Regions from separate parts of the Homo sapiens genome. Here all the other regions are linked to region 1. A link is a contact called in ENCODE Hi-C or POLR2A ChIA-PET data. All regions are on one chromosome and are shown on one strand. The core of a region is the stretch at or near the end of the contact, and the rest is flanking DNA. Distances in the headings are between cores, read along the strand shown. Region 1 overlaps CASK (calcium/calmodulin dependent serine protein kinase). Region 2 has its middle 170 kb from the start of PINCR. Region 3 holds the start of MAOA (monoamine oxidase A).

Region 1 (3,419 bases), core at 707-3,206:
ATGGTGTCCATATCTGTCTTTGCCACAGACTATGTATAACCAACACTCCTTTTTTTCTTCCTAAACTGAAGTCATGAAATTATATGGCCCGAGAATGTTGTTTATCATGTTAGAAAATCCTTAGAACTAGTTGATGGCTGGGCTCAGTGGCTTACGCCTATAATCCCAGCAGTTTGGGAGGCCAAGGCAGGAGGATCACCTAGGGGTTTGAGACCAGCCTGGGCAATAGAGTGAGACCTCATCTCTACGAAAAAATTTTAAAAATTAGCCAAGCATGGTGGCACACACCTGTAGTCCCAGCTACTTGGGAGGCTGAGGTGGGAGAATTACTTGAGCCACAGAGGCAGAAATTGCAGTGAACCAAGATCATGCCACTGTACTCCAGTGTGGGCAACAAAGTGAGACCCTGTCTCAAAAATAATAAGCCGGACTTGGTGGCTTACACCTGTAATCCCAGCAGTTTGGGAGGCTAAGGTAGGTGGATCACTTGAGGTCAGGAGTTTGAGACCAGCCTGGCCAACATGGCAAAACCCCGTCTCTACTAAAAATACAAAAATTAGCCGGGTGTGGTGGCACACACCTGTAATCCCAGCTACTCGGGAGGCTGAGGCAGGAGAATCACTTGAACCCAGAAAGCAGAGGTTGCAGTGAGCCAAGATAGCACCACTGCACTCCAGCCTGGGTTACAGAGCAAGACTCTGTCTCTAAAAATAAAATAATAATAATAATAATAGTTGATATCTACTTAATCACAAATGGTTTATAAGTTTAAAGCATGCTTAAAAACAGAGACTCACAAAACCAGAATTTTAGATATGGAAAAGATTAGATTAGTAAATTTCAAATTTTAGGTTAGAAAATCCGGTATAAAACTTGTTAAACAAGCAGGTACCCAGGTCCCACCTCTAGACATTCACTTTTGCAGATGTGAGTTCTGACCGGGCAGGTCAAGAGATGATTGACCTTTAAAATGGGGGTAATACAACATAAAGGCTATATCATCATTGTCCCAACACACACAGTAGTTTTGTAGACATCTGCATATATTTGCACATCCATTACTTTGGGATTACACTTAAATTTGAACCTGTCTGTAGCAATTTGCTGAAACATATTTTAAATACAGGTTCAGTTTTGAAGACAGGCTGAGTTGGGTTATCCCCACAAGTTAAATATTTATTTCTAAGTGACACATTTGGGCTTGTCTTTAGTAGTATCTGGTACTTGAGTTAAGCTGTAAATCCTAAATTGGCTGGCCAAGGAATTTTAATTACCTTATTACAGAGCGATTACATATACCACGGGGAGACTTTTACAATAATTAAATATTGATTTAAAACACATCCGACATGATGTGTATCTTTTAAAATAATTTTTTTGTATCTTTTAAATTTTTTATCTTTAATATTTTTACCTTTTATATCTTTAATTTTTTTGTATATTTTAAAATAATATTAGCAGTTTGTGTTTTTGTAGCTCACAAAGGCGATAAACTGAAAGCTCTTTTTTTATTATTATTTTTTTTTGGTCTAGTATTTATGCCTGGGGAAGGGAGTGTTTGTGAAATTTATTTATACTGATAGAGTGGAACTGATTACTACTTACCAGCAAACTTGCTGCTTAAGGGAAAATATGTTTGTCTCATACCAAGCAATAAATATCTGTACTGTAGCATTTTAATCTATTTGAAGATTTGCTCATATTTTCATAGCTAGTCTTATATAATCTATTTTGATTTTTTCTTTTTATGTGTGATGATATAAATTGCTATTTGTTCTTTCAGCAAAGTAAACATCTCTTTTGACTCACAGTATCAAAATGTTTAGTTGATTTTAGTTTTGCAAACTGTGTGTCAGGGATCCCCAAGACCACCCCCAGGCTTGATGATTCACTAAGAAAACTCAAAGGACTCAGCATATAGTCATATTCACAGCTATGATTTATTATAGCTAAAGGATATAAAGAGAAATCAGCAAAAGGAAAAGATACATTAGCTGAAGTCCAGGGGAAACCAGGCACAAGCTTTCAAGGGTCTCCCCAGCAATGAGTTGTGACAACACATGTGAAATGGTGCCAACCAGGGAAGCTTATTAGAGACTCTGCCCTGGGTTTTTATTGGGGGCTGGTCACATAGGCATCTTCCACTTGGCACTTAACCAAATTCCAGACTCCCAGAAAGAAAGCAGGTGTTCAGCCTAAATCACATTGTTAGCACAAACAGTTTAGACACAGTGAGTCAGTCTTTTCAGTCAGGAATGTAGAGGACCGTCCTGAAATCCAAGTTCCCAGATAAACCTCTCAAGGGCCAACCTTAGTAGGCCTTTCAAGCCTTTTATGAGATAGTAGTTTAGGCCTGCTATATTAACTCTTCTGCACAAACTAAAATAGAGATAAATAGAAGAAGGGTTTTAAAAGAGTTGATATAAACTCCTGGATCTGCAAACAAAATATAATTGACTGTAAAGATAATGACAGGGTTTGGAGTTTGGGGTTTTTTTTTTTTTCTTTTTAACTGTAAATACAGTATCATTTTTATATCTGTTAAAAAACATTTAGGTGGTCAGATTTTTGTATAAAACAAATCCTGGATTGGGATGTTACAGTATAGAACAGATTTTAAACTTTGAATGCTATATGAGAAAATAAACTATTCAGATGCTACTGTCTTAGAAATACATTTGAAATTGTCACTCCGATAACTTTTCGTCTATGACAACTAATCTTCAAGCCACTAAAATAATTTTGAATAAATTTGTGTACATATAAAATCTGAAGAAAATTCAGTTAATTTTCTGTTATTTAAAAGAAGTATAGTTTGTTCATTTAAAAATAAAAGTTATTGGCCAGGCACGGTGGCTCACACCTGTAATCCCAGCACTTTGGGAGGCCAAGGCGGGCGGATCACTTGAGGTCAGAAGTTTGAGACTAACCTGGCCAACATGGTGAAACCCTATCACTACTAAAAATACAAAAATTAGCCAGGCGTGGTGGCGGGCGCCTGTAATCCTAGCTACTCGGGAGGCTGAGGCAGGAGAATCACTTGAACCTGGGAGGCAGAGGTTGCAGTGAGCCGAGATCACACCACTGCACTCCAGCCTGGGCAACAAGAGCGAGACTCAGTCTTGAAAAAAAAAAAAATTCTTAGTGTACAACCTTTGCCATATACATAACTTGTAAAAATTTAGAAATTACAGAAAATTTTGACAAAAAATAATGTCTTAATTTTGTTATAAAAATTGTAACAGAAATAAATGTCATTCACAAACATTTTGGACCATTTCCTTCTATTGGAAGCATTTTGCTATACCATTAAATATTTTTTGGATACAATATTTTAATGACTTCATTAAGACATCTAAATGTGTGCATGTGCCATGTTTAATAAATTCCCTATAGTTCAACATTAACATTGTTTTTCC
Region 2 (3,317 bases), core at 136-2,635, 1.2 Mb before region 1:
TCCTGTACGTTTGGGAGCAGGTACAACTAGTCAGCATCACGTGCAACTAGAATCTCAAATACCAACTTACTCTGGGATATCTGCGATTCAGGTGTTGTTTCTGCATATCTTGAAAAAATTTTCAGTGTTATATTGTCTTTCTGAGCAATAATATTTATATGCTGTAATAAAAAATCCAGTAAAACTCCAAATATGACTTTCTGTTCACTACTAGATATATATATTTAGAGCATTTTAAGAGGTTTCTCTTCTAAAAATGAAAGTGACACTGTGATAACTGTAGGCCTTAGACCTTAGGAGACATTGCAACTTCTATGATTGCTCTCCCTGAATGCTGCAATGAGACTGTCACATAAGGAAGTTTATCTATCCTATTTAAGGATGAGAACCACAGAGCCCCAGCTGATGATTAGAATCAACTGCCAGACATGTGAGTGGGGATCTTGGGCCTTGCAGCCCAACTGATGCTCCAGCTGACAACGGTTGTATGAGTGAGCTCAGGTGAAACTAACAAAGGGATTTCCCTGTAAACTTACACACAACGGTGAGACATAATATTTTGTTGTTATTTAAAATTACTAATTTTAAATAATTTTTCAGGTGTCTCATTATGCAGCAATAGATAAGTGATAGAAGCAGAAATATTACTTGAGGCCGAGCATGGTGGTTTATGCCTGTAATCCCAGCACTTTTGGAGGCTGAGGCAGGAGGATTGCTTGAGCCCAGGAATTCAAGACCAGCTTGGGCAACATAGTGAGACGCAGTCTCTACAAATAATACAAAAAGTAGCTGGGACTGATGGTGTGCACCTGTGGTCCCAGCTACTTGGGAGGCAGAGGCAGGAAGATTGCTTGAGCCCAGGAGGCGGAGGCTGTAGTGAGCCATGATCATGCCACTGTACTCCAGCCGGGGCAACAGAGAGAGATCTTGTCTCTAAAAAAAAAAAAAAAAAAAAAGAAAGAAAAAAGAAAGAAAGAAATACTATTTGCCCAAGTCAGAGTATTATTATTTTCAGCATTTTCGTGACAAGCAGGTACAAGTTGTCCCTGTTCAGCTAAGTCACATGGCTTGGTAGGCAAAATCAGCTGCAATTCTGCAAACATAGTAACTGTGGTATAGTTTTTGTTCAGTGAAGACAAATTACCTATTTTATTATCTAAATTTTAAACCCTTTAATATGCTTTCCCAAAAGTTGTCTGAAAATTTTTTTAAAAATCACGAAAGAAAACTAGTGGAAAGCATGACCTAAAAAATGCAATGATTTTCTCAACCTGAAACCAGAAAAATAGAACATTCAAGTATTGAATGAGACATTTTAGTTCAAACTTTGAGGAAGTGACATTTCAGCATAGAACTGAAAGCAGTGAGGGAGTTTGCTGTGCAGTCATCTGGAAGAAGTGGACCAGGCAGAGGGAATAGGAAGCTCGTGCAAAGGCCCCAGTTCAGGAATGCAGTTGTCACGTTCTTAGTATGATTAACTTTTGATAACTATTTATAGTGAGAACAGTGTAGAATAACACAATTGAAAATAAGCTAAACTTTATGAAATTCTTTATTTTCAACATAAAGCGGGATACAAAGTTGACTAATAGAAAAGCAACTTCTGTCTCACTTTCAATAAAAAAAAACTAAAGGACATTGGCTTTAAGTATTTGCTAGCTCAAAATCTGGTTGTAATCTATGTCTCTACATCATTGCCTGGCTCTAATCTCCACCCTTATGACCAACCCAGGTGTCTGGGAGTCTAGTCCAAGTTTCTTGTTCTGAGCCCCTGTAAGTTTAGAAGCAGGCACAACTAGTAAACATCACATGCCACTGGAATCTGAAATGCCAACTTATTTTGGGTGTTCTGGGATTCAGGGGTTGTTTCTGCATTCCCTGAGAAAAATGCTCAGAGTGTTACATTGTCTTTCTAAAAAATAATATTTGTGTGCTAATAAAAAATCCTCCTGAAGTCTAAATATGACTTCTTGTTCACTACTAGATGTACATTTATGGCATTTTAAGAGGTTTCTCTTCTAATTTTTTTCTCTTCATAAAAAAGTATCAAATTTATTTTAATATGTAGTTTCATTTTAAAATTAGAGCTGTTGGACAATTGTTTGTAACTTAAAATTAATTATCAGAGGTGCATAAAACATTAACCAGTTATTAAATACTGACAGTGGATAAAATTACTGGACCAAGTATTTATAAATGCCAGGTTTAATAGTAAGAAGCTCCAGTTACACTACTTAGCTAAAAGAAACATGCTTTAGGCCAGGCGCGGTGGCTCACACCTATAATCCCAGCACTTTGGGAGGCTGAGGCAGGTGGATCACGAGGTCAAGAGATCGAGACCATCCTGGCCAACATGGTGAAACCCCGCCTCTACAAAAAATACAAAAATTAGCTGGGCATGTTGGCGCATGCCTGTAGTCCCAGCTACTCGGGAGGCTTAGACAGGGGAATCACTTGAACCTGGGAGGCGGAGGTTGCAGTGAGCTGAGATTGTGCCACTGCACTCCAGCCTGGTGACAGATCGATATTCTGTCTCAAAAAAAAAAAAAAAAAGAAAGCATGCTTTAGCTCTTCTAGTAATTGCACATTTTTATTTTTAAATAATTTATTCTTACCCAATTACTACCATGCCCAATGAAATTTTCCAAATTTTAAGACGTTCTTTACTACTTATGAAGTATGACTTAACTGTTAACTCTTTGAGAGTTCTTTGAGAGTTCTTGAAACATCATTTGAAGTCTTAAGTCTCACCTTGAACCTATTCGATCAAAAAATATTGAACATTACTACCACATAAATTAAAACAGAGAATGGGATAAAAAACCGAAAGTGGAATCTATATAAACAGCAAATTATGGGATAGTACATTCTATTTCACAGTGGTACTTAGCATACGAATAAACTGGTTCTTGGCTGAATGCGGTGGCTCACGCCTGTAATCCCAGCACTTTGGGAGGCCAAGGTGGGTGGATCACGAGTTCAGGAGATCGAGACCATCCTGGCTAACACGGTGAAACCCCGTCTCTACTAAAAATACAAAAAAAAAAAAATAGCCGGGCGTGGTGGCAGGCACCTGTGGTCCCAGCTACTCGGGAGGCTGAGGCAGGAAAATGGCGTGACCCTGGGACATGGAGCTTGCAGTAAGCCGAGATCACGCCACTGCACTCCAGCCTGGGTGACAGAGTGAGACTCTTGTCTCAAAAAAGAAAAAAAAAAAAAAAAGAATAAACTGGTTCCAAGTTACTACAGCGTTTGGCATATTTATTGCAAGCTTTAAATAATAATGTCACTTTTCTCAACAAGTTATCTCTAAAAAA
Region 3 (3,206 bases), core at 688-3,187, 1.9 Mb before region 1:
AGAAAGAACTCTGAATTGCAGAATACAGATGGTATGGAGATGGGAGAGGACCCAGAACCCCTAGTCAATGTATATAACACATTGTCATCATATTTATTTTCCAGTGATCTACAACCATATTGCTTTTAGGAGGCTTGCCTAGTGGGACCAGATTTTGGGAAACAGCAGTCCACTTCATTGCAGGTACTCAACAAGTGTTTTTTGAATGAATAAATAAATACATAAATAAATAAAGAGAAACAAGCTGAAATACTCCTTTTTCTTACTCTCCACCAGGAGCTGCTTTCCTCTGATGCTCCAACATACATGTATGTTTTTGCTGGTACTGGCTGGAACTGGCAAAGCAACAGTTCATGCCAATCTCTTCTCTTGGCCTGTTCAGGATAAACAATGTTGGGTTCAGATAAAGCTATCTCTACCCAACATTAATTTGTAGCATGTTCAGAGTCTCCTCGAAAGATTTATATATAAAAATGGCTACTGTGGGGCCACTCTACTTACTCCCTCCCATCAGCTTTCTCTTTCTGAATCAGATCCTGCAGGGATAACTCAGAAATTATTAACACCTAGTAGGGGGAGGATAGGTCAGTGTGGTATTCTAGCCAGGGATGAAAGGCAACAAAATTCCTAATTTTCAAACATTTTACCAATGATGGCAACATAGGCGACAATATATCAATCATGATGAGGCTTCCAGGAAGATATTGGAAAGCCTCATGCACCACTCACTTGGTTAGCCACAAATCCAAGCCAGGACCAGGGGCACCCTGGCCCACCAACTGGCTCATCAGAAGACAAGATTCAGGTGGTGGGAGCTCTTAGTGAAAGGAGGAAGGAGGATACAACAGGGCACTCAGCCCCTGCTTCATAAAGGGATTCTCTTTGGACAATAAATGTCCTACACCTTCCTGCAAGTTCATATATATATATACACACACACAGTTCATATATATATATATATAAACACAGTTCATATATATATATATAAACACAGTTCATATATATATATAAACACAGTTCATATATATATATAAACACAGTTCATATATATATATAAACACAGTTCATATATATATATAAACACAGTTCATATATATATATAAACACAGTTCATACACACACACACACACACACACACACACACACACACAGGAATAGTTTAAGAGCTCACCCCCTCTTCTCCTCTTTTTTTTTTTAACCTTTTCTTAAAGGAGTCTACCTCCTTCCTCTTCACCTACTAAATTTTCTACGGAAAATAGAGAAGAGCAGGACTGGAATAACACTACTGCTCCCTCAATACTACAGAAATCTGTATCCTGATGTTCTGTTTAGGGCAAAGGATATGAAATCAGTGAGGCAAAGCAGCCACCTCAGGAATTAGTACTGCAGGTCTTAAATGGGAGAAAATCGTTCAGCCACTTACAAGCTAGGTGATTCGACCTCAAGAGAGTTATTGAAACTCCCCAGACCTCAGTTTCTTGGTTTTGCAAAACGGGGATGAATTTAGTTCCCACCTCACAGGACTGTTGAGGACTGAGAAAATCCACGTAAAGTGCTAAATACAACTGCACAGCAAGAGCTAATTAAATATTAGTATTTAATAGTAGTAGTAGTAAAATTATTGTGTCTGCCTCCCCCAGTCACACCACCAGCAAAACTGGCACAACCCCCACTCCTACCTCGCAGGATATGGGGCCAAGCCATGGCTACACTACACTCTCGCATGCATGAGAGACCCCCAAACACCACAAGAGCTACTGTAGGTTCCCCTACCCCTCACTGGCCAGGGTCCCCCAGGCCACCGCTACGGTCCACACTGACCTGAAATGCCACCTCCGATCACGACTACGTCGAACATGTGGCCCGCGATACTCGCCTTCTCTTGATTCTCCATGCTTTGGCTGACACGCTCCTGGGTCGTAGGCACAGGAGTGGGGACGGCAAAGGGTGGGAAGGACCCTTCTATCAACTCCCCCGGGGAGCCCGGGGGCGGAGCCGATCCTTCTTTTGATACCCGGGGGGAGCCGGGCACTGTGGGCGGGGCGAACCCTTTTGCTGATACTCCGGGAGCGCCCAGGGGCGGAGCTGATGTTTCAGCTGATACCCGGGGGGAGCTGGGCACTGAGAGCGGGGCGGACCCTTGTACTGACACTCGGCGAGAGTTATTAGGTTTAGAATGTCCTTGTGTCGGCAGCTGGAAAGGATTACTGGGTGCAGGAGGTTCTTGTATTGAACCCCGCGGAGTGTCAGGCACTGAGGTGGGGGTAGACGCCTGCCTTGACACTGGGGGGATGTTATGGGGTGCAGGAGGTGCTTGTGGCGACACTGGGGAAATGTTATTGGGTAGAGGTGGTCCTGGTACCAAACCCCAGGGGAAGCTGGACACTGAGGATGCGGCAGACCCTTGTACTGACACTCGGGGGTGTTACTGGGTGTAGGAGGTGCTTGTATTGACACTTGCGAAAGGTCATTGGGTATAGGAGGTCCCCGTACAAATATCCAAGTGTAGTCGGACACTGAGGTCAGGTTGGAATCCGGGGGCAGGGTCGGTCCTTTTACCAAACCCCGTGGGGTGCTGAACCCTGAGGAGAAGGCAGACCCTTGCAATGACTCTACGGGGGAGTTTACGGGCGGGGTAGGTCCTGTTACTAATACCCAGGGAATGCCGGTGTCCTGATTGGAGGCTGTGACGGCCCCATCGGAGGAGTTCGAGCTGGTGGTAGACTTGGGGATCCGACTGCTCGGGTTGTAAGCGCTGAAACCCCGGAGGCCACTCTTGGAGTCGGAGTCAGTACTCTCGCTAAGACCGGTAGTGCTGATTGGGGAGTGTATGCTGGAGCTCCAGGAGGCGGCCTCGGCAGTTGAGGACGTGCTCCACTGGGAACTGGCTAGCGGATCCGAGACGGACCGCCACTCAGAACGGACGCTCCATTCGGACAGGCTGTAGGAGGTGTCGTCCAAGCTGGAGTCCGGGTTCGGGACCTGGGCAGTTGTGCCCCCGGCTTCGGGCGGGCCCTCCGCCTTGCGCTCGGTGCCGGTGCCGGTACTGGTGCGGGTACTGGTGCCGGTGCCGGTACTGGTGCGGGTACTGGTGCCGGTGCCGGTACTGGTGCGGGTACTGGTGCCGGTGCCGGTGCCGCCGGGGAAGGAGGCTGAGGCGTTTGTGCTCATGTTTCTGGAGCACGCTGGGCGCTGGGGGCGGTGTT

What was found. Hi-C counts contacts between places; a loop is a spot of excess contacts on that map. ChIA-PET counts read pairs that join two places held with the same protein, here RNA polymerase II (POLR2A). Pooled maps may share reads with other maps.
Region 2: a loop to region 1 is called in a pooled map, with 2.9 times the contacts of the local background. The contact joins two enhancer-like sites. A Hi-C loop is called at or near these places in 7 of 37 single-sample maps with no recorded cell type and 5 of 50 pooled maps. POLR2A ChIA-PET finds 5 or more read pairs at or near these places in 1 of 52 experiments (naive thymus-derived CD4-positive, alpha-beta T cell).
Region 3: a loop to region 1 is called in a pooled map, with 3 times the contacts of the local background. The contact joins the promoter of MAOA here to the enhancer-like site in region 1. A Hi-C loop is called at or near these places in 7 of 50 pooled maps.

Annotation. Positions count from the first base shown.
Region 1 is chrX:41,777,953-41,781,371 of GRCh38, reverse strand. The region is part of intron 3 of CASK (calcium/calmodulin dependent serine protein kinase); the gene reads left to right. Among named protein-coding and RNA genes, the nearest start is that of GPR82, 55 kb to the right of the region's middle. Within about 2 kb of position 1,956, at least 5 of the 41 ENCODE cell types and tissues checked have a DNase peak (open chromatin) inside an H3K27ac peak, as active enhancers do.
Region 2 is chrX:43,001,104-43,004,420 of GRCh38, reverse strand. No RefSeq gene overlaps it. Among named protein-coding and RNA genes, the nearest start is that of PINCR, 170 kb to the left of the region's middle. Within about 2 kb of position 1,385, at least 2 of the 41 ENCODE cell types and tissues checked have a DNase peak (open chromatin) inside an H3K27ac peak, as active enhancers do.
Region 3 is chrX:43,655,030-43,658,235 of GRCh38, reverse strand. MAOA (monoamine oxidase A) reads right to left here and starts at 1,937. Exons shown (of 15, transcript NM_000240.4): 1 at 1,822-1,937. The coding sequence starts at 1,894. RefSeq lists an enhancer at 3,044-3,103 and a silencer at 3,035-3,206.